6 separate regions of the Homo sapiens genome follow, and all the other regions are linked to region 3. A link is an interaction called in ENCODE POLR2A ChIA-PET data of the cell type or tissue named here. Cell type or tissue: MCF 10A. All regions are shown on one strand. Each heading gives the region's core, and the rest is flanking DNA. Links, peaks and the distances in the headings are about the cores only.

Region 1 (4,758 bases), core at 378-4,377, 240 kb after region 3:
AGTGGTAACGAGAGAGCGAGAGCAAGAGAGATGAGATAGGCCCATGTGTGTGCATGTTAGTAAATTTGTGTATGTGCACGTGCATGTGTGCACCAGAGTAATGGAAGACACAGGGAGAGGGTTGAAGAAATGGATACTGAGCAAAGAGGAGTAAACCCCCAAATTTTCCAGGCCTTTGGGGACAAGAGCAGTGTGCAGTCAAGTACCTTGGGACCTAGGTTTAGGACAGCTGCAAGTAAAAGGCTAACCCAGCTTCTCACCAGCAGCTTTTGGATGTCAGTGCTTGTCCCTTGCCTCACTGCCATGCTGCTGTAGCCATCCAAGCCTATAGAACTTGGCTGTGAGTGTGGCTAATGCTGACATCACCAGATACAACCAAAATCTGACTAGGTTTTTAAACTGAGGTAAGAAACATAAAGGAATTACTTGAAAAGAATTTATTAATCACCATCCATGAAAGTAGACTTTGTATACTTACAACTAATGGTCAAGATCTTACACTACCACATCTACATGTAAATTTATGCAAATGAATCTCATTTGTTCATGTAAATTTTAATTTCTTCCAACACGAGAAATTGGCAATAGCCTATTAGCCAGAGGTAGCCACGCCTGCAATTCACTGTCTTTCTCATATCCTTATGCACTTCCATCTTCTGCTGATTGTCTGACAATATCCAGTCTGTTCCCCAACTGACCATTCACTCCTGGAGCAACATTTCTCTGCTGCTATGCATATTGCTGAGACCCCACAGACTTCTTTGCAAGCTGCATAAAAAGATGAATGTTTGCAATTATAGTATCTGCAAATAAAAATAGGTTTTGTTCTTCTATTCCAACTTTATGCTTTTTATTTATTTTTCTGCCCTTATTATGTTGGCAAAAACTTTCAATACAATATTGAATAGAAATGATGACAGCAGACCTCTGTGCCTTATTCCATATTCTAGGATAAAAAATGTTCAATGATTTATCATTAAGTATATTAACTATTGGTTTTTCATAGATATTATTTATCAGACTAAGTTCTGCATTCCTAGCTTTTTTGAAATTTTAATCAAATGTTGAATTTTGTCAAAATTTGTTTGCATTTATTAAGATGGTCTTATGATTTTCCTCCTGTATTCTGAAAATGTGAATTACATTGGAAAATTTTGAATGTTACACCAAAGTGGCATAAACTACTTGGTCATGAAGTATAATTGAGCTATAATTTTCTTCTAGTGTGCTTCACAAATTTTGATATCAGCATGATGCTGGCTGGAGTCATAAAATGAGTTGGGAGTGATATCCCCTCTTCTATTTTCTGAAAGAGTTTGAGTATTATTAGTATAATTTCCTTCTTAAATGATTGATAGCATTTACCAGCGAAGCCAGGTGAATCTGAAATTTTTGTGCGAGAGAAGACTTTATTAAAAACAGTATTTCTTTAATGGTTACTTGGATTTTCCGTTTGTTCTTTTGTCTGTTTTGGTAAGTGGTACTTTTCAAGAAGTTTGTCCTTTTTATCTTGGTTGTCAACTTTATTGGCATTTTTTTTTTTTTACAATATCCTTTTAATACCTTATTATGTCTGTAGGATCTGTAGTGATCTCTCCTCTTTCATTCTTGATATTGGTAATTTGTCTTGTTTTCTTTCTGTTGTCTTGATCAACCTTGCTACAGATTGATCATTTTATTAATCTTTTCCAAAAACCAACTTTTGGCTATGTTGATTTTTCTCTATTGTCTGTCCATTTTCTATTTCATTGCTTTCTGCTCTTATTTTTGATCACTTTCTTTCTTCTAGTTATTTTAATTTTAATTCTTTTCTAGTTTACTTTATTTTTTTCTAGCTTTCTAAAATGTCTTGTTTTTAATTCTTCTTTTAGCTTCTTAAGTTGGAAACTTATATCATTTATTTCACATATCTCTTTTTCTAATGTAGGCATTTAATGCTGCAAATTTCCTTTAGCACTGTTTTAACTGCATCCCATGATTCTTGTATGTGGTATTTTTATTATTTTCAAATTCAGCATATTGTCTCATTTCCTTTGTAATTTCTTTTTTGACCATGAATTATTTAGAATTATGTTGCTTAATTTCCAAAGTATTGGGATTTTTCTAGCTATCTTATTGTTATTGCTTTCAAATTAAATTTTGTTGTAGTCAGAGATTTATTTTGTGGCTCTGCATATGGTCTATCTCAGTAAACGTTCTATGTGCTTTCTACATTGAAAAGAGTGTATATTGTTCAGTTGTAGATATAGTTTCTATAAATATCAATTAAGTCAGGCAGGTTGATAGTATCATTCAAATTTTCTACATCCTTACTGACGTTTTGTTTACTTTCTCTGTCAATTACTGAGAGTGTTAATGTCTCAAACTATGATTGTTGATTTATCCTTTGCTCCCTATAGTTCTGTCAACATTTGCTATATGCATTTTGACACTTGTTTTTAGCTCTGTTATATACATTTTTAGGATTGTTATGTCTTCTTGATGAACTGACCACTTTACCATTGTGAAATATCTCCCTTTATTTCCAGCAATGTATTTGTCTTGAAGTCTACTTTTTCTGATGTTAATATAGCTACATCACCCTTCCTATGCTTGCTGTTTTGCATGGTGTGGTGGGCAGCCTCTAAGATGGCCCCCAATAATCCTTGTGTCAGTATTTTCACCTTTGTGTAATCCCCTTCCCTAGAATATCCACTGGATTTAGTGATTCAGTACTGACAAGTTTGGTAGAATGCAGCATAGTGATGGGATATCAATTGTGATATTAAATTAAAAGGACTACAGCACCACTACACACCTATTAGATCTAGGCCAGAATCTGGAAGACTGACAACACCAAATGCTGATGAGGCTGTGGGGAAAGAGGAACTCTTATTTATTGTTCGTGGGAATTAAAAATGGTGTAGCCATTTTGGAAGACAATTCGACTATTCCTTGCAAAACTATTCAATCTAGCAGTTGCACTCCTTGGTATGTAACCCAGAAAGCTGCATGTATTACACTCCTCAGTATGTAACCCAAAAAGCTGTGGTATGTCTACACAAAAAGCTGCACACAGATGTTTATAGTAGCTATATTCATAATTGCCAAAAATTGGAAGCAACCAAGATGTCTTTCAGTAAGCGAATGAATAAATAAACTGTGGTACATTTAGACAATGGAATAATATCCAGTGCTAAAAAGAAATGAGCTATCAAGCCACGAAAAGACATGGAGGAAATGTAAATACAATTACTAATTGAAAGAAGCCAATCTTAAAAGGCTACATGTATGATTCCAACTATATGACATTCTGGAAAATGCAAAACTAGGGAAGAAGTAAAGAAGATAAGTGGTTGCTAGGGGTCGGGGAGGGAGAGATAAATAGGTGGAGTATAGAGGATTTTTTAGAGCAGTGAGACTACTCTGTACAGTACTATAATGGTGGACACATGTCATTATATATTTGTCCAAATCCATGGAATGTACAATACCAAGAGTGAATCTTAACGTAGATTACAGACTTTGGGTGATAATGGTATGCCAATGTAGGCCTTCTGCTTGATTTTGCGGTGAACCTAATATTGCTGTAAAAAACAAAATCAATTTTTAAAAAATGACAGCTTTTTATTGGGTATTCTGTCTCTATCTCACTCTCTTGTCCTGGGGAGTGAGCTTGGAACCAAATTTCCCCCAGTTGAACCAGAAAAAACAGAGAAATAAGTGTTTGTCATTTTTAGCTGCTAAATTTTGGGGATAATTTATCCTGCAGTTACATATAACTAATATACATGATATATCTACATATCTTTTTCTACCCTTCTGTTTTCAGATTATGTTTTCTCTTTTTAATCCAGACTGACAATTTCTGCCTCTAACTGGATTGTTTAGTCCATTTACATTTAATGTAATTACTAATATTACAGGGTTGAATTTAAATCTACCATCTTGGTATATGATTTCTATCTGTCCCATCTGATTGTTGTTCACCTGTGTCTTTCTTCCTGTTTTCCCTTGGTGAATGCAGTAATTTTTAGTATTCCATTTAGTATAAGTGTACATATTTTTAGTATTTATTTTTTATCTCCCCTGTTAACCTCTTCTGTGTCTTGTGTGAGTTTGTGTGGTTTTTCTAGGAATTGCAATATGCATCCTTGACATATCTATTGTCTCATGAAGGATGTAAGATATTCCAAAAGTGTAATTTCCTTAACCGACTTTCCTGGCCCTTATGTTCTTGTCATGTATTTTATTTCTATGTATAACACTATAATACATATATTGTTATTAGTTTTGCTTTAGTTAGTAGTGATTTTATTTATTTTTATTGTCTTATTTTTAATTTTGATTTTTAAAATAAAATTTACCATCTTTACTATGTTTAAGTGTTAGTTGAATAGTGTTAAGTATAGTCACATAAGTCAGTATACAGTTTTAAACAATGTATATAACAATATATATTAAACATAGGAATTTTGGACTGAATGTTTTTATCCCTCCCTCCCAATTTCTGTGTTGAAATCCTAACCCCCTTATGATGGTATTAAGAGGTCGGGGCTTTGAAAGGTCATTAGGTCATGGAGGTGGAGACTTCATGAATGGGATTAGTGCCCTTATAAAAGGAACCCCATAGAGCTCTCTAGCTCTCCTTCTGCCATATAAAGGTACAATGAGAAGTCAGCTGTCTGTGGCCCAGAAGAGTCCTCATCAGACCCTGACCAGGCTGGCATCCTAATCTCAGACTTCCAGCCTTTAGAATTGTAGGAAATAAATTTCTGT
Region 2 (4,758 bases), core at 267-4,266, 100 kb after region 3:
CCCATCATGGGTACAGTCGTGGAAGTGCTCTTCGTTCGCTTTTTCTGCTTCAGCTCCCCACTGCCTTGCTGCAGGGCCCATGTGGTTCCGCATTGTGTTGGATGTGGTCTCTCCCCCGGCCCTCATGGCCCTTCCTAAAGCGTCCTAACTCCTTCTCACTTCCCATTCTTCCCTCTTCCAGGCGCACGGATTTGTCCACAGCAGGCAGCTGGCAGCTATCTCTCTCAGCGCGTCTACTGTCCCCATGTCTTCGTGCATTCTGTTCTTCCTTCCTGTGGGCCCTCCCCACCCTGCCCCTGGCTCCACTGAATCATCCTCCTCCTGCCCATGTGTCTCACCTCAGCCCAGAGCCCTAACTTCCAGGCATTTCTGCGTCCGGATCTGCTTGACACTCACGTACACTTTTTCTTCTGTTTTAGGGACTTACACCTTGTATCTTCATGCTTCCCTTCAGCTTTGTACGCTACTTAAGGTTCAGAGTGTGGCGGGTTTCATGAACTATCTGCCTACCAGGTTGGCTACCCTTCCCTTGCTTTCTTGGTCTTGATTTTTTCTGCTTTAGCCCACCACTGCCTTACTGCAGAGTGTGGTGCGTCCTGCCCTAGACCCCTGTGTGGTGCTGGGCACTTCTGGGGCAGTGCACTTCTAGCCTGTTGGTAAAGCGTCTTTGCCCTCTCAGCCGCAGTAAGCGTCCTTTCTTATTGCTCTTTCCTTGAGTCCAGTGCTGTAGCCAGACTCATTTTCTTGGTTTGCTTTATGGGCTTGTTGCTTTCTGGGCTCTGTGGCTTTGTTTGCCCCATTCTGTCTACTTGGAATAACCCATCTCCCATCTTCCCAGATCTTCCAAGGTCCCTTCCATGATGCCATCCCCAGCTGTTCCCCACCTCCAGCCAGAAGCAGTCGTGCCTTTTCTGTGCCCATGTTTCTTTATTTGAAGCTATCTTTGGGTGCAGTTTTTCTTCTGTGTTACAGTTATTTATGGACTTATCTCTCTTACTTGGGAGGCGGGGTTACATGGTGGAAGGAATTTGGACACGTACCTACTGCTGATGTGATCTGGGGCAAGAACCATAAGCTCTTACAGCCTCAGTATCCTCATCTGTAAAATGAAAATATTTAACGCTATCTCGGAGAAGCTGTGAGGCTCACCTTGAATACATACCACCATAGCTAACATGTCATGGGGTTAGATCCTGTCCACGTTATGTCCAGCACACTGCCTGGCACATTATTGGTGCCAAGAAGTATTTGTTGAGTGAATGATGCAGCCTGGGATGCCGATGAACAGGGACACTCCTCTCTCCGGACAAGTCCCTCCTGTGGTAGGAACTGTTTATGTCCTAAGGACTCACTGGAGGGGACAGCCAGGAGCCCCTGGCTCGTATTGTATCCCTCTTCCAGGCGGTGTGACCCAGTGTGAGTTAGCCAGTGTCTCTGCTGTGAATCACACATCAGCAGCATTGGTGGGGCTGGTGGAAGCGGCTGCAGAAAAGAAAGGGTTGCTTGCATACTCATGTCAGGTGGGCCCGGTGTCCCCAGTTCAGACAAGAGTGTGACTGTGCAACTGCCCTGCGGAGCTGGCGGTTCCCTGGGGAAGCTGACTTTGGTTCCACCTGAGATGCTGCTTCCAGGTCCCCTGATCTCATATGGCTGCTCCAGAGGCTTTGGGAGTTGGGTCCTCTTTTCCTAGTTTTTCCTTTCCATGCCTGTCTTACTGGGCACTGAAGGCTGATTGTGTCAAATGATTTGTCCCTCTGCTAGTCACTTGCCAATGCCCTTGGAAAGGATGATTTGATGATTAGGCAGGTGCGATGAGTCATAGTAGTGTTTTAATTCACCCTTGCAGATAGCTCACGGCCTATATTCTGATATTTCTATTCTTTTTTTTCTTTCTGTTGTCCGGCATACTCCTCACCTCCGTGCTGAGAGGTCTTGAAAATAAAATAGCACAAAGGGCTTAGTGAGGCTAGACCATTTCCTGAATTGTTTGGCCACTGTTAAACAGGCCCTGGGGGCCTCTGGAGTGACCTGGACTTGTTGGGGAGTTGGGGTCAGAGGGCTGGGCTGGTGGCGCTGGGTCTTCTTACAGATTCCAGTAGTGGTTTACATGTTCTGATGCCTGAAAACAGAACTAGGTGATGTTTTAGAAGAGACATTGAATTAGATGATGTGAGGTTTTCCTGCTGCTCTATTTTGAAGGTTCCATGAAGAAAGCTGACAGTGAGAATGGGTGTGCCAGGTCTGTAGAGTAGACCCATTTTACAGATGACCAAGGGTTCAAGCAGCCCACAGCCTGGAAGAACAGTAGTTGCTCCAGAACCCTGGGCGGGGGAGGCGGGGGGGAGGCGAGCATTTTTTTTCAAAAGGCGCAGGCTGTGGAGAAGTGAGTCCAGGATCTGGGTAGGGGTTGTGGTTGCCCCCCTAAATGTTGCTGCCCTTGCACTGGCACATTCCTGCTGTTTTCTTCTGCTCAGCAGAGCCGAACGGCTCTCACTTCCTGGCTAGCTCTGTGTGCTGCCCCACCCCCTCTTGGCGAGCATTGCCTGTGTTTGTTATTGTAGTCCTGGCTCCAGGCCAGGCCTGGCTGCGAGCCAGACTTGTGGGTACAGTATGTACAGTGAGTGCTGAGCCAAGTTTGTCATCATACACCATTAATTTTTTTTTTCTAATCTGGTTGGGGTGGGGTGAAGGAGGAGGCAAGAAAAGAGTTTCTCCGATGCTTGAGAATAGGCCGCATTGAATTCCGCAGAGATGTCATTTCTGAAAGGCAGACGGAGCTCCGGCTTGTTCTTCCTTCGCAGTTTTTCCTCCTTTCTCTCCCTGTCGTCCTCCTCTCCTCTTCATTTCCCTATCACGCGAAATCAGCCTGCAGGAGATCGACAATGCAGGTCTTATTTTCAGTGACTAGAATACTAAATTTACACTGCTAAATCAGTTTTCATTGTGTTGAAATTGACAATTTGTTTAATTAGAAGTTTGCCCTGTAGGAGGCCCTTCTGAGAGACAGTGCCTTCCCTTTTTCTCTCTCCCTTACTTTCTGTTTTAAGGGTTTTTAAAAGAGCCTAAATGGTAGTAGTGAATTTCAGTTTAATTGAAGTTTTAATTTCAATTCGAATGTGTGAATTAATCAAGTGTTTATGGGCTATACCTGATGATCACAATAAGTTTAAACTAACTATCAATAACCAAACTCATTAACTAATGAGATGATCTGGCCAGGCCCTGCATTCTCAGAGGTGGTTTTGGGGGTCAGAAGGGTTTGCGTGTTGGGGAAAGAGGCTTGGGGTGGGAAGAGAGATGACCTCCAAGGCTTTGCAAAGCTAGCCCTGATGGAGGGTGAAGCTTGGGTGTAGGACTGTGGCCCTTCCCCTTCCTGTGTCCCAGGAAGACTCTGAAACCTCCCTCCTCACCCTCTGCTACCTTACCCCTTTTGGGGATCTGGCATTGAAGCATCTGTTGATCCACTGTCTCTTCGCCACTCCTTGTCGTAACACGAGAAGTGATTCCTAGCTCTGAGGTGTCCATGCAGAGACCACAGACACATGCAGTGACTCAAATTGGTTCTGAGATGGGCCAGTGTAAGGTTTCCCATTAGGTAGATTTCCCACAGCTTGGCTTAACGTCCTGGTGGCTTATAAGTGAGCATGCCTAGAACTGCTTGTCCCTATTTTTGACTCGGCTGCATACGATTAGGGTTTGAGTATTCATGTGGCCTGCTCCTATTCTGGGAGTGTCATTCATTTTTGGAGCCAGAGGATGTTTAATAAGCACGAATTGTGTGTCAGGCTCTGTGCACTTAACAGTGAAGACTGCTACAACATCCCTGCCCTCAAGGAGCTTAAGTCTAGAGTGGGAGATGAGTATGACTATGCAATCATCATACAAGATGGTAATGTGTGCAAAGTGCTAAGAAATCTAGGAGAAATTCAGAGTAGGAGAGTGTTTTGTGCCAGAGGGTAACAGAACAGCATTTTGAAAGGACTCGGTGAGGGGAAGCCGAAGCCACCTATGGAAGTGGGTGGTGTAACCTGCGAGTGTAGGCTGGGCCTGCAGGGAGAGAGCAGAGTGCAGGGTTTAGAAGAGATGGACGAGATACATCTGTGGAAGGAATAGCAAAATGATCTGCATTCTCCCTGAAGCACTGGAGAGCCACTGAAGGACTGAGTAAGAGGGTGACATATTTTTGTGTCTGGAATAGAAGGGACTGTTGGGCTTTTTTTTATGTAGACTAGGCTAGAATATAAGGTGAATAAAGCCTGTTGGAGAACTTGAAGACTGGCCGTCTGTGTTGGGGTGTGGCTGGAGTGTTGAGAGGCCTGTGCCTTCTGTGCTGGTTAGGGCCCTGTGGCCCCATTCTGCCAGGTGGGAGGCCCCATCCTTCCACTCCTCTCTTGCCCTTGTCAGGCACTGTAGGCCCTGGCTGTTGAGAAGCATCCCTGAGATGAGGCTCTTCCCCAGAGTTAGAGCCATGGGGAAAGAATGAAGGCTTTCGTTGATAGATTTTCTGATTTCAGCAGCAGCATGGAGTGGCTGGGGCTTATCACCTGGGACCTGGGTCATCCTCCTGGCAGGGAAAAGGGCTGGAGGAGTCCTTCAGATTGGATCTCTTAGGCTTTCCTCTGTCGCGGTTGGACGGAAGAAGAAAAGCATTACAAGATGGCAAAGATCTGTGGCTTGTCCTTGTTCTGTTTTATTTATTTATTCTTTTTTGGAGCACTGAGCTGTGGGTTTCAGTTTCTTCTCCTCAAAGACAGAGAA
Region 3 (4,758 bases), core at 515-4,514:
TAAGAGAAGAAGGAAAATTAAAAGCCCTTGCTTCCTTCATCTATTTCACTAGAGGCTACATAATCTAGAAGTTAAGAGCATGAGCTTTGCAGTCAGAATGGTCTGATTTAAAGTTTCAGCTCTGATGTTTAATAGATCTACAGTCTGCAGTAAGGCACTTAATCTCTCTGAACCTCAGTTTTCATGTCCACAGAAATTGGGAAAATAATAGCACCTGCATTAATAGGATTGTTATGTGGATTAAATAAAACAACATAGGTAATGTGTTGAGTTTCGTAGTCAGTGCTCAGAATGAGTTATTATTTTCGCTGTCTCCTTCCTGTATGATCTCTTAGAACTGCTATACCCTCCTGTTCCACTAACTGAGCTCTGAAAGGCTGCCAGTGGTGGGAGGTACATGGGTAAAGAGGGAGATGAGGGAGTAAGATTTAGCAATGGAATTCCATGCAAAGGCCAGCTCATCTATTCCTCTGTCTCTAGCATGATCTCCCCCTAAGATTGAGATCTCCTGTATTTTTAGAACTGATACCCAGGTTTCCCTTAAAAGACGCTTCAAGAAAAAATGTAAAAGAAAAATCACTCTAAATACACGAACATGAGAGAGACAGAAAGAGAGCGGGCATGTGCGCGCGAGAGAGATTGAGTATTCTCTTGTAATTTTCCATCCTGCTTGTTTTTAGGTGCTGCCATATGAAATCTCTGAACTGAGGATTCTCATCAGCCTTCCCAGGACCCAAGGACATAGCTCTGGCTATAAATGGTGCCAGTTTTGGTGGGGGAGCTGCTGCTGCTTTATCTGGGCCCAATAAACCTTATCAAACTGCTGTGCAGCCAGCCTTCAGCGCTAAGTGGAAATGCTTGGAGCCCAATGCTGGCATTCAGCCCACAGCCTCGCCTGCCTTCTTCCTTTTTGTTACCTTCTCCACCTCTTAAATTCAGGCATTAATCTCTCTTTAACACTTACTAACAAGGGCTGGGCTTTTAATGGGCAGCGTTTATGAAGCAAGGGAGATTTTCACATAGAGTGAATATGGCACGGGGGTGGGGAGGCCAGGGCCATAGAGGATTGTGCTTTCTCTCCCATTGTTTCCAGAGATTCTCTCTTTCTCTGATTTGAGGATTAATAGGAGATTAGGATCAGGGGTTAATTGTGTGCTTCTCCTGCTACTGCACTGAGGAGAGGCTGGTAGGTGGATGTGGACAGCAAAGCGGAAACCTCCAGCAGGCACTATCTAGGCAGAAGCTCAACAAGTGTAGTGATTCTTTCTTCTGTTTCCCTGGTGAGGCACCAGGAGGGTCTTTTCTCCTCTCCTTACATCCCTCCACTCTTGCTCTCCTTGCAGCCCAGTTCTTTCCTAACTTTCTTTAAATCCCTTTCCTCTAACAGGGTGTATAGACCTTAGTTAGAAAAACAGGTAGTCTCTAAATGGGATTGCTCTTTATTGTTAATGAAATGAATACCCAGGGACTGGGCTTCCCCTCCGCTTGCCCTGGGTTTGATGTGGTTGTATCCCGTGCTATCAGAGGAGCCCTTCCTTCACTCAAGTGTGTTCCCCTGCCCAGCTCTCTCCGCAGACTCCTGCTGGGCTGAGCTTTCCCTGCTCTTAAGAGTCAGGAGTGGCTCTTGCTGGGATGGAATGACCCGTCTTTGGGGCTGCCTCATGAGCGGCTCTTGTGAACCCGGATCAGTTCCGATGTGTAAACTCTACCGCCTGGCCTTCAGCGAACAGATACAGATTTCTGCCACCTTCCATGACCCTACAGTTCATGGGACTGGGTCTGGGGCAGTGCCAGAGGCACGCATGGAGGTGTGATTCTAGGTGAGTCCTGCGGAAAACCTCTGGCCCACCCGTGAGTCACGGACAGAACATGCAGACTCAGGCCTTGGTGACATAAGCTCCGCATTGCTAAAACCGCGTGACCTCGAGGGCTGACTGGCCTGAGAACCCTGGATGGCGCTCTCGGCCACCCCCACCTCCCACCCCAACCTCCTGGGCTTCGGTCAGAATCCACAGCCCGTGCCCGAAGAGCGCTTCCCGCCTCTGGCACCCTACCTTCGCTCAGCTCCAGGGAAAAGGGGAGAGGGCAGCTTTCTGCAGTCAGAGGAAGAGTACATTTTCTTTGGCTGCTCTACCCTCTGAAGTAGGGCGGCCAGCTGAAGGAGGACACACTTTTGAGGGGCCCAGAGGTTGTCCAAGCTTCCCCCTGCCCCCTGAAGACTGTGCACTGAGCTGGGCGCAGTTCTCGGGAACTGTTTCCACCCAGATTGCTGGGGGGCGGGGGGGTAGGATGAGGGCAGAGCCGAGAGGCTGTCCAAGGTTTGGGAGAGAGAAAAGTTTCTCCCAGGACTCGACCTTGGCCTCCAGCAATCGCGACAGCTAAAAACGGGTGTCTCGCTTCGACAATAGATCCCCGCGGACCTTCTGGCACCTGGTTCACTAGCGCCCGCGAACTCTGCCTCGGGAGACTTATTGAAATCCGGATGCTCAAGCCGGGAGGCGCGCAGTAACCAGGAGGATGAGAGGGCCGGGTTTGGGCTAGGAAAGCGGCCTTTTAAAACAGATGTCAGGGGGACTGCAGCCCCGAGCCATGAGAAAAAAGTTAAAGGCGAGATGACACGCACTGAATTGGGGCAAACATTGGAAGAGGAGACAAAACTGCGTGCTTGAGCACCGGGGTGCGGGGAGGGGGGGACAAAACCCGTATCCAGTGCAAATTAAAATCTTGGGAGTAGGTGGGGGCTGCTGCGCGCCCTTCACCCTCAGTTCCCCTATTAAGGATTCTGAGTCCCCATGCACTCCTGTCCTCTGGCTCCTTCCTTCCTCTCCGCTCGGCCGGTGAGAGGCGGCCGCCGGCGCCCCAGCAGCAGCTAGATGTCAGGCGAAGCCCGGAGCGCGGAGCGCGGGGAAGGGAGGGGAAGGGAGGGGAGGGGAAAGGAGGGGTGGGGCGGGGAGCGCGCGCGGGCTCGGCCAGTGCGGGGTGGTGGGCGGGCTGAGCCCGGGGACGGCGCGGGAGGGGGGAGGGAAGGGGGGCAGCTGTGGGCAGGGAGCCGGGCTCGGCCGCCAGCACTAAAGATGGAGAGGCGCCGGGGCCTTGCAGGGGAGGGGGCTCGGCGTTGACGTGGGACGCGGCGGAGGCGCAGCAGCCGGTGGTGATTTGCTAACCTCGCAGCAGAGAGGAGTTGAGGGCGATGAGAGCGGGTACTGCGAACTGCCGGGCGATGCTGTCGCTGCCGCCGTGATACGGAGAGCAACAGTTCCCCAGCAACACCCCTCCCCGACACAGGCACACACCCCCCGACAGGCACGCACACCCACCCCACAGTGCCCGGCTCGGCTGCGGTGAGTGAGGGGCCGGGAAGAGGCGCACCGCCCAGCGAGCGCCGCGCGCCGGGGCTTCCCGGGGCTGGAGAGGTCTGGGGGGCGCGCGCTCGCTTCGGCCACTCGGCCGCTGGGCTTGTGCCTTTTTTATTTGGCGTGTTCCCTTCCTGCCGCTGCAGCCGTCGCCGCCACCGGTTGGGGGTCGGCTAGAAGGGGGAGCCCCGGCTGTCAGCCTGGGCGCAGCTGCCTCCCCAGCCCTTCCTCTTCAGGGCACGGTCGGGGTGAGAGGTGGGGGGCGTAGCGGTGTGCGGGGGCTGAGGGCGTGAGCAGAGGGGTCGGGGATCCGGAGGCTTTGTACCGCCAGGGGCTGGCGGAGCAACAGAGCCCGTGGGTGCTCTTATGTATGCGGACCGGTGCGCGGGCGCAAGATAAGGTTGTGGTTTATTTATTTGTGTGTTTATTCGCCGGCCGGCTGGGAAGCTAGAATCGGAGGAGCTGACGAGTAGATCTGGGGGCGGAGGGGAGCAGGACTGGGACTGCTTACGTTTTGTTTCTCTTTGAGAAAACGTGGTGGGCTTTTTCTTGATTGGACTTGATCCCCACCCCCCTTTTGCAGGGGAGGGAGGGAAGCTCCAGAGGGTCTGCAGCGCTGCGGGCCCTCCTCGGCTCTCGGCGGGACCGGCGGTGACACCGGAGCTCGCCGTGCGCTCCCGGCCGCTCTCGGTGGGTGCCGGTCTCTGCACCTGATGCGTTCGGGATGCCTTTCCCACCCTGGCGCGCCCGCCGCTAGCTCGCACAGCGCCTCGCACACTCCCGCACGCGCTTGAAATGCGCACGGTCCCGCCGGCCCGCGGAACCACCCGGACGCACGGAGCGCTCCGCACCGACTCGCTCGCCGCCTCCCCGAGACGCTCGCACCGTGCTTGGGCCGGGCGCGCTGGCCGCTGGCGCCGCTGGCCAGAGGCCTGGGACCCAGCCGGTCGCTCCCAGGGGGTCACGGCCCTGGGTCGGAGAGGGAGGGCGGGCAGACCCCTTCTCGCCTTTCCTCCCACAACTCGCTGCGGGGCTTTTGTGCTTCCCCTTCGCCGCGGGGCGGGTCCGCCTCCCCTGCCGCTCTCGCCGCGGAGTCCAGCCCGCCCGGACTGTCGCCGTTCCTCCCCGTCTCTTTCGCTTTCCCTCGTCCCTAGCTCAGCTCTCCTTCTTTCAGGAGTCTAGCTCCTCGGGAAAAGTTGCTTCCCCAAGTTTGCTGAAGTCGTCTCCAAGTCTCGGTGGGGGTCGCTGGGAACTGGGGGGGTGTGAGAGCGCGGTCGATCCCCGGAGCTCGGGCGGGTTATCGCCGGCTCTTCCCCGCGCCGCCTGGCTGGACGCTGCAGCCAGCGCCAGCCGGATCGCGGGCGCCGAGCGGCGGGTGGGGGAGACGGCTGCCCGTGGGCGCCCA
Region 4 (4,758 bases), core at 462-4,461, 120 kb after region 3:
TACCCTGTAGGCTGTGGCCAGGAGCTGTCCTCCTGGAGCTCATCAGCTTGATGAAGTGAAATTATTCTATAATCATGATAATGACTGTGACTTGAGCACCTGCTATGTGCCAGGTACTTCATATAGTTTCTTGTTTAAGCTATCATATGAGGATGAATAGCTACATTTTCAGGAGGGAAGTGAGGCTGCGAAGTTGATGCTGGTACCGTACCGGTAGAACCTTAAAGCCGTCTCTGGATTTGAGCTGTTGCTGTTGCCAGGCTGGAGTGCAGTGGTGCGATCTCGGCTCACCACAACCTCTGCCTCCGGGGTTCTAGCGATTCTCCTGCCCCAGGCTCCCGAGTAGCTGGGATTACAGGCATGTGCCACCATGCCCGGCTAATTTTGTATTTTTAGTAGAGATGGGGCTTCTTCATGTTGGTCAGGCTGGTCTCCAACTCCAGACCTCAGGTGATCCGCCCGCCTCGGCCTGCCAAAGTGCTGGGTAATTACAGGCATGAGCCACCGCACCCGGCCCGGGACTTCATTTTGAGGGGGCCTGACCGTTAACCTCCGAGAGATCTCTCAGTTGGCAAAGCATGTCTGGAAGGAAGTCTGGTTCATCACAGCAGGGACTGACATTCCTGTAGTAAGAGAGATTTTGTGCCCTTGTGCTGACTACCACAATACCATGATTGCTCAGTCATAGAAGTTGCCAGGAGAAGAAAGAGATTAGAAGCAATGGTAAGGTGAACCCCTGAGTCACTACTCTTAGACTTCAGGAATATTTGTAATTTTTTTTGGAGACAGAGTATCACTCCGTCACCCAGGCTGGGGTTACAGGCACAAGCTATTGCACCTGGCCTGTATTTTTAAAAAATCTGCAACAAATTTACTATCCTACTTGCATTTTATTTAAAATAATTCACTCATGTATTTTTAAAAACATAAATCATCTCAAACTGGTTTGCATTCCCTGGTTCCCTTCTGGGTAGGCAGTAGGAGGGTAATAATACCATTAAACATTGGCCATGAGTGATGATGGGAGCAGACGGTAGGGGTGTCATTTCCTTGATCTCCTCCTGGGGAAGAATGATCTGACCCCATCTTTACTGGTGTGTTTTGGCTGGAGAGGTAAGAATATTTTAAATTGCGTGATATATCTCTTGCATGCATTTGATGTTTGTGTGTGTCTTATACCTTGCTATTATTTTATCTCCTGATGACAATGATGATGTTGGTCTTAATGACAACTAGCATTTATTGGGCTATTATTGTATGCCAGACAGGGTATTAAACACTTTACATATATTATTTAAATTAATCATCCCTCAACCAACCCTGTGGCATAAACACTCTGAGCCCAGTTTTCTAGGTAAGAAACAGGCCCAGAAGAGATAATTCACTTCTTCAGGGTGGTAGCTAGACATGGTAGAACTGGGACTTGAACCAGAGTTTGTTTGATTCCAGAGAGCGTGCTCTTCACTACCTTACTGTGCAGCTTAATATTGAGTGCATGTGTGTGTTCTGGCTGTGGACAGTGTTTCTAAGCCTGTTGGATTACCCGCTGGTGCTAAAAGGGGTAACAAAAGAGCTTTCCAAGCCACTCTGGCTGAGAATTGAGTTGCAGGGATAAGGGACAAGGTAGACCTGTGTGCTCCCTGTGGGACTTGAGAGAGGGACTGCAGGATCCCAGTAAGAGACAAGGGCACCATGCAGCTTCCTAGTAGCATCACATTTATTAGGTAGGATAAGAAATGTTCCCTCAGCCATAGAGATGTCTCAGCATTTCCTCCTGACCCAGTCCAGGGTTTCCTCTTCTGCAGAGTGGATATTTAGCCACACATGAGGTGTCAGTCATTTGCCAGGTCACTGGTGGGACACTGGCTTTTGGAGATCTAAAAACCACCTGTCCTCCATCCCAGGTGACTCCCGTTGTTCTGTTGCTCAGCCCAGGAGAATTCCCTGGTGTCTTTCTCCATCCTATATTTATGTGGGGTCCTGTATCATTAGTTCATTCACCCTCCCATCTTGTAGTGAGTGAGGCCGAACTCTGAGGATCTTTCCCCACAGCCTTGTCAACCACAGCTACCCTTGAACCATATCCTGGACCTATCAATGGGGCTGGTTGTTTTCCTTTCAGCCAGGATTTGCTCACCTGCTTTCCCTTTTCCCTCTTCCCTGAATCTGTGTATCTTCCAGAAACTCTGGTTCTGGATCAGCTTTTTGTTTTGTTGACAAAGGAGAAAGAGCAAGAGAGAGAGCTAGAGAGAGAGAGAGAGAGAGCCTTCAAGCTCCTCTCTGGGAGTACACATCTCCTTGAGGGAAAGAACACACAGTGCCGGCCTTTGGAATTGGCAGCCAGTGTGCTGTTCTCCGTCTGATAAGAGGTACTGTAAATAAAACTGTACACCATGGCCTGTTGTAAAATGCCCTGCGTCTGTACTCATTGTTCTGACAGCTTATGCTTTTTTTGGGTCTGCTGTTTTGGTACACTCTGTACTTCCTTATGTAAGCAGGCGTGCAGATCTCATCAGAACATTCAAGATGTTTATTTTAAAATCTCAAGGAATTTTGAAAAAAAGGACACACCACTCAACATTAGATGCTGGCAAACATTAGGTGTTTTTTCAGTGGTTCTTTTTTTTCTCCCTTCTTATTATTAGCATGGGGGTGGGAGAGGCTTTGGAGAGGGAGGGATTTGAATTTTTTTTTTCTTCCCTCATTGGCTTCTGCCTTATTTCCTTCAGAGAGACACCACCCCATATCTGATTGCATTCAGTGTCTTCTGCTTCCTTCCTGGATGCCGGGACCCCCTCAGCCTCATTTCTGGTTAGGGCAGGTAGGGAGGGAGGTTCTTTGACAAGGGGGAGAGGGCAGCTGCAGGGAGCTTGTCATGGCTTCCACTGGATTTCAGCTTTATTGTCATTGGGATCCTGGGCATTTAGAGAAAGCTTTATGTTTTTGAAAGTGCCCTGCTGGCTGTTCCCTCCTTTGATTCCTGTGAGTTGGGGTGATCCTTGGCACAGAGGGAGAGCTGCTCCCACACACGGAGGCCTCAGTCCCGCCTCTGGCATGTGCGTCCTGTCTTTCCACCGAACTTTAACTGGCTTTGAACCTTCCTCCTTCCTTTATCCCCAACCTTCTGGAGGTGTCGGGAAGTCAGGGAAAAAGGGGAGAAGAGTAGGAGTCTGGAGAACCCAAAATGGTCAGGGAGCTCCCTACAGGGTGGTGCTTAGAACATCCCGAAGCCCTCATCTGCAGGGTACCTGGGAGACTGGTAGGGGCAAGGATGTCCGCCTGTCTCTTTCACAACTGGGTACCTGGAATCTCAGATAAACTCAGTGCCTGGGGTAGGGAGTAGTCACTCGGCAGATCACTGCCTGGGGGGCAGGAGGCTCACTGACTGTAGCGGAGGGAAGGGTTGTTTGTTGGCTGCCACAGTGAGCATTGGACTGGGTTGGGAGCAGACATGCTGATGAGAGGGAGATCTCACACCAGAAGAAGCAGACAGCCCCACTTCCTAACCTTTCCTCCCTTTTCCTCTCAACTACCTGAGACCTAGCCAGAGACCATGTCCTTGAGTTTTAAATAGGGGGTAGTAGAGAACGGAGTGTGCAGAATAAGGACTCTGCCACCCCCTAGGGGACAGACAGCTTGGCAGTGCCCTGAGTGGCCATTGCGCCCTTCCCAGGTGAGTTCTGCACCCAGGAACCTGCCTGGGACTTTCTTTGTTTAACAAGCATTTAGTGGGCACAGACTGTATGCCAGGCATGGCGCAGGGTATCAGGGATATGGTAAAGCCCAAGACAGGTGGGAACCTGCTCTCACAGAGCTTACAGTCCACTGGGAAGATGGAAGAGAGCTCCAAATACAGGACAGTTGAATGGGGCTCCAGGGGCTTGTCCAGAGAAGATTTCAGAGCCAGGTTGGTGAATAGCTGCTGATACTGACATATTGGTTCGATGGCAGATTTTTCTGCTCCCCTCAACAAAACAATCACTCATCTTTAAATTAGAGGAACAAGGTGGGGTGTGCATGTGTGCGTTCATGTATGTGCACGTGTGGTACTGTGTGTCTTTATGAATGTGAGACTCACTTTACACAAGATAAATGGCCCCCAAATAACTGTACATCCAATTCCAGTAAAATCAGTCATACTTTAATTGCATGAAGGGAGCTCTTTCTTTAAAGGAAAAGTGACTGGAGAAGATGGTAGCTGCGACTTACTGGTTCTGTATATCTACCCACCAGCTGTAGGATGGAGCACTTTCCCCACCTTGTCGCAACTCTCCAAGGGACCTCCCCTTACTGCTTCCATTTTACAGCTGAGGCAACAGGCTCCCTGAGACTGGCAGCTTGCTGAGGGTCACAGCTGGCGACTAGCTTGCCTGGGATTTGACCTCTGATCTGTCTGACCCAAATGTTGAGTTCTTAACCACACTGCACTGCCTCCTGAGGTATAAATGGCACCAAGGACCTCTGCTATCCACAGAATGTTTTGTGATTGACAAGGAGTTTTGTATTCACTTATGTCTATTATCCTGTTTGCTCCTCACAGCAGCCTCAGGGAGGCAGACAGATAGGCTTATGCCCATTTTACAGATTGGGAAATCAGTTCATCAAGGTGTGATGACTAGTGTGATGCCCACAGCTGTGAGTGGCCAAGTTAGGCGTGGGATCTCGTGCCTGCACCTCTAGATCCTGCTATTTTTCTCGGTTTGCTTGGATCTGTGATTGCTGTGGTTAGCAAGGGTCTAGCGCACTTTATCTTCTGCT
Region 5 (4,758 bases), core at 413-4,412, 110 kb after region 3:
CAGTGCTCTTGTCCAGGTCTCTGTGGTGGCAGGTATTTATTTTTCAGCTCTTCTCTTCTCCTTCTATTTCTCCCCAATCTGCTTTCATCTCACTTCATCTCTTTGTCCCTGTCCTTTGTGTCTGTGTCAGCCTCGGCCTTTTCTTGACACTCCTGTGTATTTTCTGTCTTCCTTCTTATGTCTTCATCTGTCTTTGTCTCCATCTGTCTTCGTTGGTCTTTTCTCTGTCTCTCTCTTTCTCTGTCTTTGTCTCTGTCTCTGTCTCTCCCTGCCTCCCTGCCTCCCTGTCCTAACCCACCACCTCAAAGTTTTTTTTAGCTTGGAAGCTGGGCAGTGGTTGGAATGGAAAACAAAATGTCACTCTGGCCCAGAGGTCTCCCCAGAGGGGAGGACTCTTGAGCCAGTGTCCCTAGAATGCTCCCAGCACCTAGAATCTCATGTGCTCTTGTCCCTTGCCTCTCAGGGGCCAGAGTGGGGCTTCTCTGGCTTGGCCCCTGCTTTTCCCAGGTCCCTGGATGTTCCCCCCAAATCCCAGTTGTGTTGAGAATGGGCAAGTAGTTTAGCAGGGTTAGGCTTTACAAGGCCCTTATTGGACTTTGCTGGTACTGTGCTCTCCTGGGCCAGTACTGTGCACCTGAGTGCAGGACTCAGCAGCTGCCCTCACATACTCATGCCCTAGCAAAGTGCCTGGTACATAGGAGTGTTGTGCACTGATAGTATCTGTCAAATAAATGAATATCCTGTTATAAAAGTGTTTGTACTACTAGGGCAGATCTGGGTTTGGTGGGGCCTGAAGCGTACTCAGTTTTGGGTGCTGTCTCTCAGAAAAGGATTATAAATACCAGGTGTTAGAGCCTCTCCCAGGAAAGGGGTCAGTGCCAGGGAGAGGCCTGAAGCTTCAGCTTTACTGGCTTCCGGGAGAACAGGCCTGGGTGAACCACTTGAGAGGTTGCTGTTGAGGGGTCTCACTTGGAACTACTTAGTGGGGTGGCTCAGGGCTGAGGATAGGAGGGTGTCATCTGCCCAGCTCTGGGGACCTTCAGAACCTGGGACATCTGTGCTCACAGGCCTCAGGTTTATGTTCCATAGAGGTCAAGCCTTTGGCAAATGGCTGCAGGTCGCAATGGGCCTGGAAACATCATGGTATTTCACATGCTCTTCTCAGTGAGGTTGCTTGGTAGGGATGGACCCTGAGTTCCAGCTCACCCAGAGCAACCAGGTAGGCAGCCACTCTTGGTAGCATCCTGGCCTCCACACTAACCCTCGGTGACTGTCAGTGAAATGGCATGGCATTCACTCCTCTCCCAGGTGTTCAACTGCCTAGGTCTGTGGCTGTGGCTCTCCTGCGTTCTTGGGGCATAGAACTGCAAGTATCGTGGGGCAGAGGACTGGTCTACGTGTGTGTGTGTGTGTGTGTGTGTGTGTGTGTGTGTGTGTGTGTGTAACCATGAGGGAGAGGGGGCCTGGAGGTGATGGAAGGTGTTTGCAGACATCTGGGCATCTGTTCTGTGGAGCTTGCAGACTCATCCATTAAATGAGGTTGGTGAAGATTGCAGGATTGGACAGTCCTTTGGGTAGAGGGACTCACTTGTTGGAGGGTATGGAAAAGCTGCAGTGTCTCCTAGAAATCGGGGACACAGTCCTAATCAGAACACCATGTGTGCATGTGTGTGTTTGTGTGTCCAAGCATGGGAACAAAAAGAGATTGAGAAGAAGCATTTACATGAAATACTCAAATTTGTTCCTTTGCTGTAATGGGCCCGCACAGACCATTACCTTGAAGATTTAAAAACTAAATGAGCTCATCATATCGAGTGACTTCTACCGACATTCATGCTTGATTGCAAAGCCTGCTTTACCTTTGAATTTCAACTTCATTGTTTGTTATTAATTCTCAGATGGTGGTGGTGTGTTTCTACCTTTTGGATTCAGCCATGAAAATGTTGATTTTGTGTGATGGATGTGAACATTTCTCAACAAGACCCCACTGAAGAACCTTTTCATTTTAAAAATAGCCCCATGACCTTTGGGGCTCAGACTGGAGTTTCCGAGGAATCCAGTGGGCTGAGGCAAGGCTTGGGTTGACTTTGGAGGGGGCAGAAGTTTGCATTTTTTTGTCTAATAATTTGAGTTTCATATGAATGATTCTGTGCTCCGTGCAATACTATGCATTTTCATAACTGTCTCTTTCACTTTGGGTAAAGGAAGGGAGGGAAAAAATAACAGCAGCAGCATTCTGTGGGCAAAGGAAGAAAACAAGAGAATGGGGCAGAGAACAGGCTAAATTTAAAATTGTAATTGGCTGACTTCCACTGGCTTGCGGGTGTTTTAATGACTCATAATAACTTCATTTAAAACCAGCTGAGCAGAAAATAGATTGGAGAGGAGCCTCGGGCCATTATGGATTTGTGGTTTTTTTTTTTTTTGGTTTTTTTTTTTTTTTTTTTTTGACAAGCTTGGTTTTCAGCAGCCAGGAAGGCTCTCAGAGAGGGCTTGGCTGTGTTTTCTCTCTCTCTCTCTCTCTCTGAGGGTTGGTGGTCTGCCCAGGAGAGATTGTATAGAAACCAGGGCGAGTTTTTTTGTTTTTTTTTTTTTTTAAATTCTCCCTCTACCCCTTGCTTTTTTTTTTTTTAACTGATTAAAAATAGATGCCTTGAGGTATTATTTTAGCATCAGTAGGATTTTTTTCACCTTTGATGTGGTAAATGGAACATAAATAAAATTGTTTTTGAAATTACTGAATTAATTAGGTAGTAAAGCAACCACAATGCATAAATGTCCTTGGCCGTCTGGTTTTTCTCCCTAACCCTGATCTATATTTGTAGGGCGTTCCCTTTTCTCCCCAGCCCCCTCCTGCTCTCCCAGCGACCCCTCCTTCCTCTGAGCCTGCACCTTCCCTTTGAATGGCAAGATTCTTTTATCATCCCGGCAACAGCTAAATGATTTTTTAAAATCCATAGGATTTTGACAGTATTGGTTCTATCTGGTTATCTGATCAGCTCCAGGAGTTTTGGGACTTGCCAGAAAAGGCTCTAACCTGGCTCTAGTTGTTTTAAATAGGTCCTGCCTGTTTCCCATGCTAGGCCTGGTGCCCGACCGGCGAGCGTTCCTTTTTCTCTTCTCTTTTGAAAAGTCAGCCGACTCAGCCCTAGGATGTGTCTGTCTGGGCAGGACAAGAGGCCGCCCTCCATCTGATCGCTCTTAGCCATTTATCTATCCCCTCTTATGGCACCTGTCACCTTCTTTGTTACATAGCTATTTATTTGCTTGGCCTTTTTTGCCTACTAGACTGTAAGCTTCTTGAGAACATGTGATTTATTTGTGTCCCCTATACTACCTCGCTTAGTAACCTGAATGGTGGTTATAACTCAGTCATTTGAAAAATAACCTAATGGGTGAGTGAGCAGGCATGCGGATGGGCACATGGTAAGGAACAGACCTGAGGTGCTGCCTGCTTCCCTCCAGCCCCAGGAGTCAGCAATCTGGATGAGAAGACAAGGATGGAAGGCGGGGACCTTGTCAGTAGTGTGCTCTGTTGCATCCTCACAGCGGGACACATAGCAGGCTCTCAGGAAATATCTGTTGAAGAAGTGAAGGGCTCAGGATGCATGGTTTGGCTGCAGGAAGGAGAGAAAGACATTTATTGAAACTTGCTGTGTTCCAGGCACAGTGCTATGTGTTCTGCATATCTGAACTCAGTCTTTCTTCAACTTTGGAAGACAGATATGCTGATTCCGTTTTGCAGATGAGGACAGTAAAGAGTTAACTTGCCTAAGATCATAAAGCTAGAAAGTAGCAGAGCTGGACTTCAATCTCCCTCTCTTTCTCTCTCCTTCCACCCTGTGTCTTGCTTTTCTATTATAGTATAGCATGCTGCTATACCTAGCCCTGGCCTCGTGCTGTTTGAGTGCCTAAATGCCTGCTTCTCTGTTTGTAGAGCTAACCAATCTCAAACTGGGGAGCTGAGACCAGGAAGGCCCTGTGCCCAAGGGTCCTGGGGGTGGGGAGGGTGGCATAGTAATTGGCTGCTGCCTGTGTGCCTTGCACCTGTGCCACCAGGAGCAGGTGTGGCTTATTAGCCTCTTCCTGCTCTGCCAGAGGAGCATGTGTTCAGTGGTTGTGAGTTGTGGCTATGACTTCTGCTCAGTGCCTTGTAGGGTTGGGGATAGGAGGGTTCTGGGAGCCTTGCAGGAGGGTCTGTGGGTTAGTGTGTGGCCCTCCCACCCAGGGAGAGCTTGACTGTGTCATGCCCCCCACTCCTCCTTTGCACTATCCTGCCAAGTAGGAGGGGTAGGAGGAGAGAGCTGCCTGTGGTCCCTCCTGCATGGCGACGCAACTGGGTGCTCTGCTTCTGGTAGATGCACCCTGTGATGCTGGGGTGGGGTGAAAGGGGCAGCCGACCTGTGCTGCAGCCCAGAAATGTGAGAGCTGTGACCACTTGGGCTATTACTAGCGCCTTAGACTTCAAGCGTCTTGGAGTATGATGCATCAGGAAGGTTGGGCCTCCCTGACCTTTCAGATTATGTCCAGTGAAGCTGGACCACTTGACATGAGGCTGGTTGTGTCCATTCTCTGACAGCCTCATCTTCCCCAGGCACGCGCTGGGGATGCTGGAGCTTTCTCTGGGGAGCGAAACATCAGCCAAATGGGAACCAGATGGTGAAGGTTGAGCAGCAGAGAAACCTCGATGACTACTCTGGGTCACACGTGTGGCCCTCTTTTGCAGGAAATCGTTTGTGAAGTCATTCATCAGTTAGC
Region 6 (4,758 bases), core at 194-4,193, 140 kb after region 3:
GCCCTCTTAAAAGCTAGGCTGGAAGTACACAGCATTACTTCTACCATATTTCATCAATCAGATAGTCACAGGTCAGCCCCAGATAGAAGGCGGTGGAAGGCTGGACTCTCCTTCTCAGTAGGGAAGTGACAGAAACCTATAGGGAAGGAGGAATTGATGGCAGTCATCTTTGGAAACAAGCTACCACAGGGGACTAAAGTGGAAGAAGGAAGAACACCAGTCAGCTGCTGTTAAGATTATTGTCATCAGTATTTCAGCGTTCTTGTCCTTGCCTTTTCTGAGTGGAAAACATGCCTCCTGACTGGCATCTTGAGCTTTGGTCTGGAGGGGCCTTGCCCTGTCATGATGGGAGGGGAGCTTTACAGGTGAGCTGTCATTCCAGTCAGCATCTCCCTAGCTCAGTTATAGAGAAAGTGACCTGGCTAGGTTATTTTGCCCAGGGTTCCAGAGGTGGTTGTCATGAAAGCAAGGGGAGAACCGGGTCTCCCAGGGTCCCAGCCATTTTCTTATTGCTAGACCGCATGTAACTGAGAATCCCACTCTGAGAGTTCTAATCTGGGGGAATGAGCTGTGAGCCAGCTTTGCCAAGCAGCTTAATTCTGTCCATCCAGATTAAATTTGCAGCAGCAGGGAGCCAGCTGCCCTCTCAGCCAGGGGCAGGGGAGTAAGCTGAGTCCCCGAGGGATGAGCAGCTGTGGAGGCTGTTCCTAGGCGGACCCCAGACATATGGAGCACCCCCTGTGTGCCTGGCACCTGCTGGGGATATGATGGTGACCAACTCAGGCACATGCCCTGTTCTTGAAATAAGCTGAAGGTCTGAATGTGGTGGTCTGGGCCTTTTGTTTTTTCCCCAGAGATCTTGTGGATGGGGCTCCTCAGCTGGAGGAGGGAGAGGTCAGCTACCGAGTGCCCCCTGCTGATGTTGAGGTAAAATGTGGCTTGCTCAATAGGCCACATGTGGTGTGCTCAATAAAGATTGAGTAAACTGAGCTCTTGAAAGGATGGGGAATGGAGAAAATGAATCCAAATTAGGGGTGAGAGACCAAGGTGGATGCTTTGAGAAGGGCTCCCTGCCAGCCTTAGTGTGAGCTGTGGGCGAGCTCCCCCAGCAGGGAAGAGCCACTTCCTTGTGTGGGGCAGGTGTCGTGCTCAGTGCCGAGGGGAGATACAACAGCAGTTTTACCCTCAGGATAGGGCTGGCAAAGAGGGGTCCTGTGTGACCATGGTGACTCTTTCCGACATGTGGCAGAGCTCATTCATCACTCACAGCGCTACTTCCTGCTGAACTCAGGTGGATTTTTAGTTCCCCTAATAATCAATGAGAGAATACAGTCTGAAATCTATTTGCCCTCTCTGTTCCAGGAAAGGGGTCCCAGGAGGAAGGGAGTTGCCTGATGACAGGGAGCGCTGAAAATGTCACTAAAGCTATTGGAGTGGGAAAAGCCAGGTGGGAGACCAGGTACCGTTGGGAAGCCAACGGGAGAGTAGGTAGGGAAGAGCTCTGAAAAAGAGAAGGAATGGAGACCCTGGGACAGTAAAAATACTGCCAGTGCCACTTGATATTTTTGCTACCTTAGTTTATAAAACAATTTCCTTGATTACACCCATTTAACAGATGAGACCATGGAGGCCTAGACACTACCCACTAGGAAGTAGAGAACTGGAACTTGACCCAACTCCAACTCAAGTGTTCTTTCTACTACTCCCTGGCTGCCTCCGCACTGACTGAGTGTTGTCCAGTAGTCTGTAGGCTGATTGGTTCCGGGTGATCCTGTTTAGAGGTCATTGAGTTCATGGCCCTGCCTGGGAAGAGCTCTTTTGGAACCCTGTGCTCCATTGCACTAAGAAGCCGCAACACCCTGATGTGTACATCCTCCTCCTGGAGTAGGATACAGTTTGCCTGAATCAGATCAGTTTCATATCCAAGGCTGCCATGTGGGAGTTCATGGAGCTCACGTGTGGCTTTGCATAGGGCAGGTGGTTATGGTGTTGTACAGGTATTCTTGAAACTGGAAAATGAATTTAATGGAAACTATTTCCAATTCCAGCCTATCCAAGAGAATGGCATGTTCACATCTCACCCTTTTGACCCTATTTGACCTGGATTTCTGTCCTGGTGTGTGTGACCCCTCCTTGCCCCCTGCCCTCAAGATCTTGACGGGCTCAAGCTGGTGTTCTAGGAGGCCACGCTTATGGTTGGGCTGGGCTCAGGCTTTGTTGTCACATTCAGTTTTCTGTTTTGGTACAACGAAGGCTTTGAGGAGATAAACAGAGATCATTTTACACCTTTTATATTATGACAAATACATATTGCAAAACACTGCTGCTTCCAAAATGTTTGGGTTGCAGAGCAGTGAGGAATTAACAGCTAGGCAGTTCCCGAGATGCTTGTACTTCATTTACACATCAGAATTTTTTTTACACTGTTCAGTAAAATAAAAGTGAGAAAACACACATACGTGCACGTGCACACCCCCATGCACACCCAGTGCACCACCTGGCTTCTATATCAGGAATGTCTTAAATTAGTAAGTAGTTCTTTAAGTCCAGATAAACTGATAAATACCATTAATGGCTTAATTTATTCTCTGGGTTTGAAATTTGACACACGGACACTATCTTGGCTCAGGAAACACAAGTGGTTTTGTGCCAGAGGTTTTAATGACCGATCAGTAATATAAATTGCTGCATCACTGAGCAGAAATAGCTTCTCCATGTCATTTGATCTGGAAACTTCTCTGGCCAGGCAGCAGTTAATAAATTTAAAAATAATTACCCTCTTTATTCAAAGTCAAACTAATTAGGAGTGGGTTTTACAAATCATAATGTTGTTCAAGCCACTGTACATCCCCATTTGGGACTTGAACAGGCCTGGGGGCAACAGACAGGATCCGGTGGTGTTAATTAGAGGGCAGCGAGATAACTTGGCTGCTGAGCTCCAGGGTAGGAGGCCGGGCAGTCTTCAGCATGCCCTCGGGAGAAAATGGGAGGTCTGAGCAAAGAGGCCATGAGGGTGACCTGTAGGAACCTTCAACTCTTTCAGTCCATCTGTAGGGGACCCAGAGCAGCCACCTATTGGTAATGTGAACATGGGGGAGTTGGGGCCAGGGCTGGTCTGTGTGGGCCTGGCCAGAGAGACTGAGGGAGTCAGGGAGCAGGAAAGGGGGATGGGCAAATGACTGCCTGGGGACAAGAGACCTGCCTGAAGGCAGGGAAGTGGATGGGATGATCTCTAGAGGACATTACTTCCTAGGAAAGTTTGAGCCCTAACAGAGTGGTGCAGGTTTGTCATGCAGATTGCAGGGAAGAGGAACCCCATGAAGCCTAAAGTCAGAGTGTCAAGTGCAGGGTATTTGGTGCACAGTGACCCAGAACTTGGGATCTGGTGTCAGACTATCTAGATTCCAATTCCAGCCCCATCACAGATTGGATAATCTCAATATAGGCCTCGCATGGAGTAAGTGCTCAGGAAATGGAGGTGCCAGTTTCTCTCATCGCATCATCCTGGTCTTCCTCAGAGGCTTCTGAGAACATGGATTTCCCCCACTGGATAGGTTGACGGGGCCAAGTCAGTGAGGATGGTGTTGGAGGAATAGGAACAGTATACACCTGCTTTGCAAGGCCATGGTGAGGTCTTCCAGGATCCCTGACTATGTCCTCCGGCCAAGAGGACATTTGCAATGTGCCCACTGAGTTAACAGCCACTGGGGCCCTCTCAGTGCAGTTGAAAGAAGTGAGGGCAGATTGAAGCTCCACACTTTGAGCAATCTCAGGGAGCAGATTTGGTAGATCTTAAGGCCCTGAGGTCTGGAATGCCCAAAGCTTCCCAAAGGAACCATTCCCTGTTGGTGTCTAAACAGGTGATGTGTAAACCCAGGCCAGACAGGCCGCAAAACTGGAATCGAGACTAAGCAGGTGTACCAGCCTCCAGGAGCACCAGGCCTGTGCCCTTCCACGTCTTAAGAGGAGGCTTCAGTGACTGGTGCCCTCAAAGGCTCAGGAATTTTGGGTTCCTGGTAGGGTCCTGAACCATGTCTGCTATCACCAGGAACCTGGGTATTCCCTATCTCTTGACTTCTTCAAATAGAACCTTCCACCTCATCCTACCTTTTCGCCAGTAAGAAAAAAGAGGCAAGGTCATTCCTAGGTTTAGAAGTTCTGAGGCTGGGAAGCTTAAGGGCACCCTCTGCAGGCCCAGGGTACTAGGTTGAACTAGACCCTAGACTTACCCTGGAGGAATTCAGCTCTCTCCTCCAGCCCTCAACCTGCCCTGCAAGGTCTGCCAGGTTAGTGACTCAAGTTTGCTGTGAGAGTAGCCTGTGTAGCTGGCTTATCCTGTAGTTCCTTCATTTCCTCATTCTCTGAGTTTTTAAGTACCTACTGTATGCTAGGTGCTTTGTGGACTTAATACATAATAGTGAACAGAAATTGGGCCCTGCCTTCCTGAAGGTTACGGTGTTATGAAGGAAATGAGCATGTAGGTTGAACTTGCCTTAGGTACAGATAATTCAATAGCTGTACTCTTTTGGATACTTTTGAGTTATTATTTTTATTAAGTCTTCACTATAGTCCAAAAATATAGACCTTTTTTCCTCCCTAATCTTTGCCAGAGAAAACTGAGTCCCAGAAAGGTTAAGGAAGACCAATCTGGGGCAGGACTTGAATGTGTGCCTTGGGCTTCTGTACCCCAGAGCCCACATTTTAGCATTGTCTTCCCTCCCTGTGGGGGCCTGGGCATCAGCTCTCATGTGCGGATCA

What was found. Peaks named below come from ENCODE experiments on the same cell type or tissue, not always from the same donor. Only the 100,000 strongest peaks of a DNase experiment are listed, where the experiment ranks them.
Region 1: POLR2A ChIA-PET joins it to region 3 with 11 read pairs; 3 of 35 experiments call an interaction of 5 or more read pairs at or near these places.
Region 2: POLR2A ChIA-PET joins it to region 3 with 16 read pairs; 11 of 35 experiments call an interaction of 5 or more read pairs at or near these places.
Region 4: POLR2A ChIA-PET joins it to region 3 with 57 read pairs; 11 of 35 experiments call an interaction of 5 or more read pairs at or near these places.
Region 5: POLR2A ChIA-PET joins it to region 3 with 12 read pairs; 11 of 35 experiments call an interaction of 5 or more read pairs at or near these places.
Region 6: POLR2A ChIA-PET joins it to region 3 with 24 read pairs; 10 of 35 experiments call an interaction of 5 or more read pairs at or near these places.

What each region holds. Positions count from the first base shown.
Region 1 is chr11:114,298,263-114,303,020 of GRCh38, forward strand. The region is part of intron 2 of NNMT (nicotinamide N-methyltransferase); the gene reads left to right. Among named protein-coding and RNA genes, the nearest start is that of NNMT, 4.2 kb to the left of the region's middle. In MCF 10A, for the core only: no CTCF peak of the experiment used is centred there; a DNase peak (open chromatin) is centred at 629.
Region 2 is chr11:114,157,602-114,162,359 of GRCh38, forward strand. The region is part of intron 3 of ZBTB16 (zinc finger and BTB domain containing 16); the gene reads left to right. Among named protein-coding and RNA genes, the nearest start is that of ZBTB16, 100 kb to the left of the region's middle. RefSeq lists enhancers at 1,976-2,477, 2,478-2,977. In MCF 10A, for the core only: a CTCF peak has its summit at 2,936; DNase peaks (open chromatin) are centred at 1,390, 1,780, 2,570, 3,510 and 1 weaker place.
Region 3 is chr11:114,056,542-114,061,299 of GRCh38, forward strand. It overlaps ZBTB16 (zinc finger and BTB domain containing 16), which reads left to right and starts at 3,170. Exons shown (of 7, transcript NM_006006.6): 1 at 3,170-3,341. RefSeq lists a silencer at 2,726-3,020. In MCF 10A, for the core only: a CTCF peak has its summit at 2,878; a DNase peak (open chromatin) is centred at 3,000.
Region 4 is chr11:114,177,036-114,181,793 of GRCh38, forward strand. All of the region lies in intron 3 of ZBTB16 (zinc finger and BTB domain containing 16), which reads left to right. Among named protein-coding and RNA genes, the nearest start is that of NNMT, 120 kb to the right of the region's middle. In MCF 10A, for the core only: CTCF peaks have their summits at 3,627 (motif pointing left) and 3,826; DNase peaks (open chromatin) are centred at 2,436 and 3,596.
Region 5 is chr11:114,164,805-114,169,562 of GRCh38, forward strand. All of the region lies in intron 3 of ZBTB16 (zinc finger and BTB domain containing 16), which reads left to right. Among named protein-coding and RNA genes, the nearest start is that of ZBTB16, 110 kb to the left of the region's middle. RefSeq lists an enhancer at 1-428. In MCF 10A, for the core only: no CTCF peak of the experiment used is centred there; a DNase peak (open chromatin) is centred at 2,317.
Region 6 is chr11:114,192,271-114,197,028 of GRCh38, forward strand. The region is part of intron 4 of ZBTB16 (zinc finger and BTB domain containing 16); the gene reads left to right. Among named protein-coding and RNA genes, the nearest start is that of NNMT, 100 kb to the right of the region's middle. In MCF 10A, for the core only: no CTCF peak of the experiment used is centred there; a DNase peak (open chromatin) is centred at 2,241.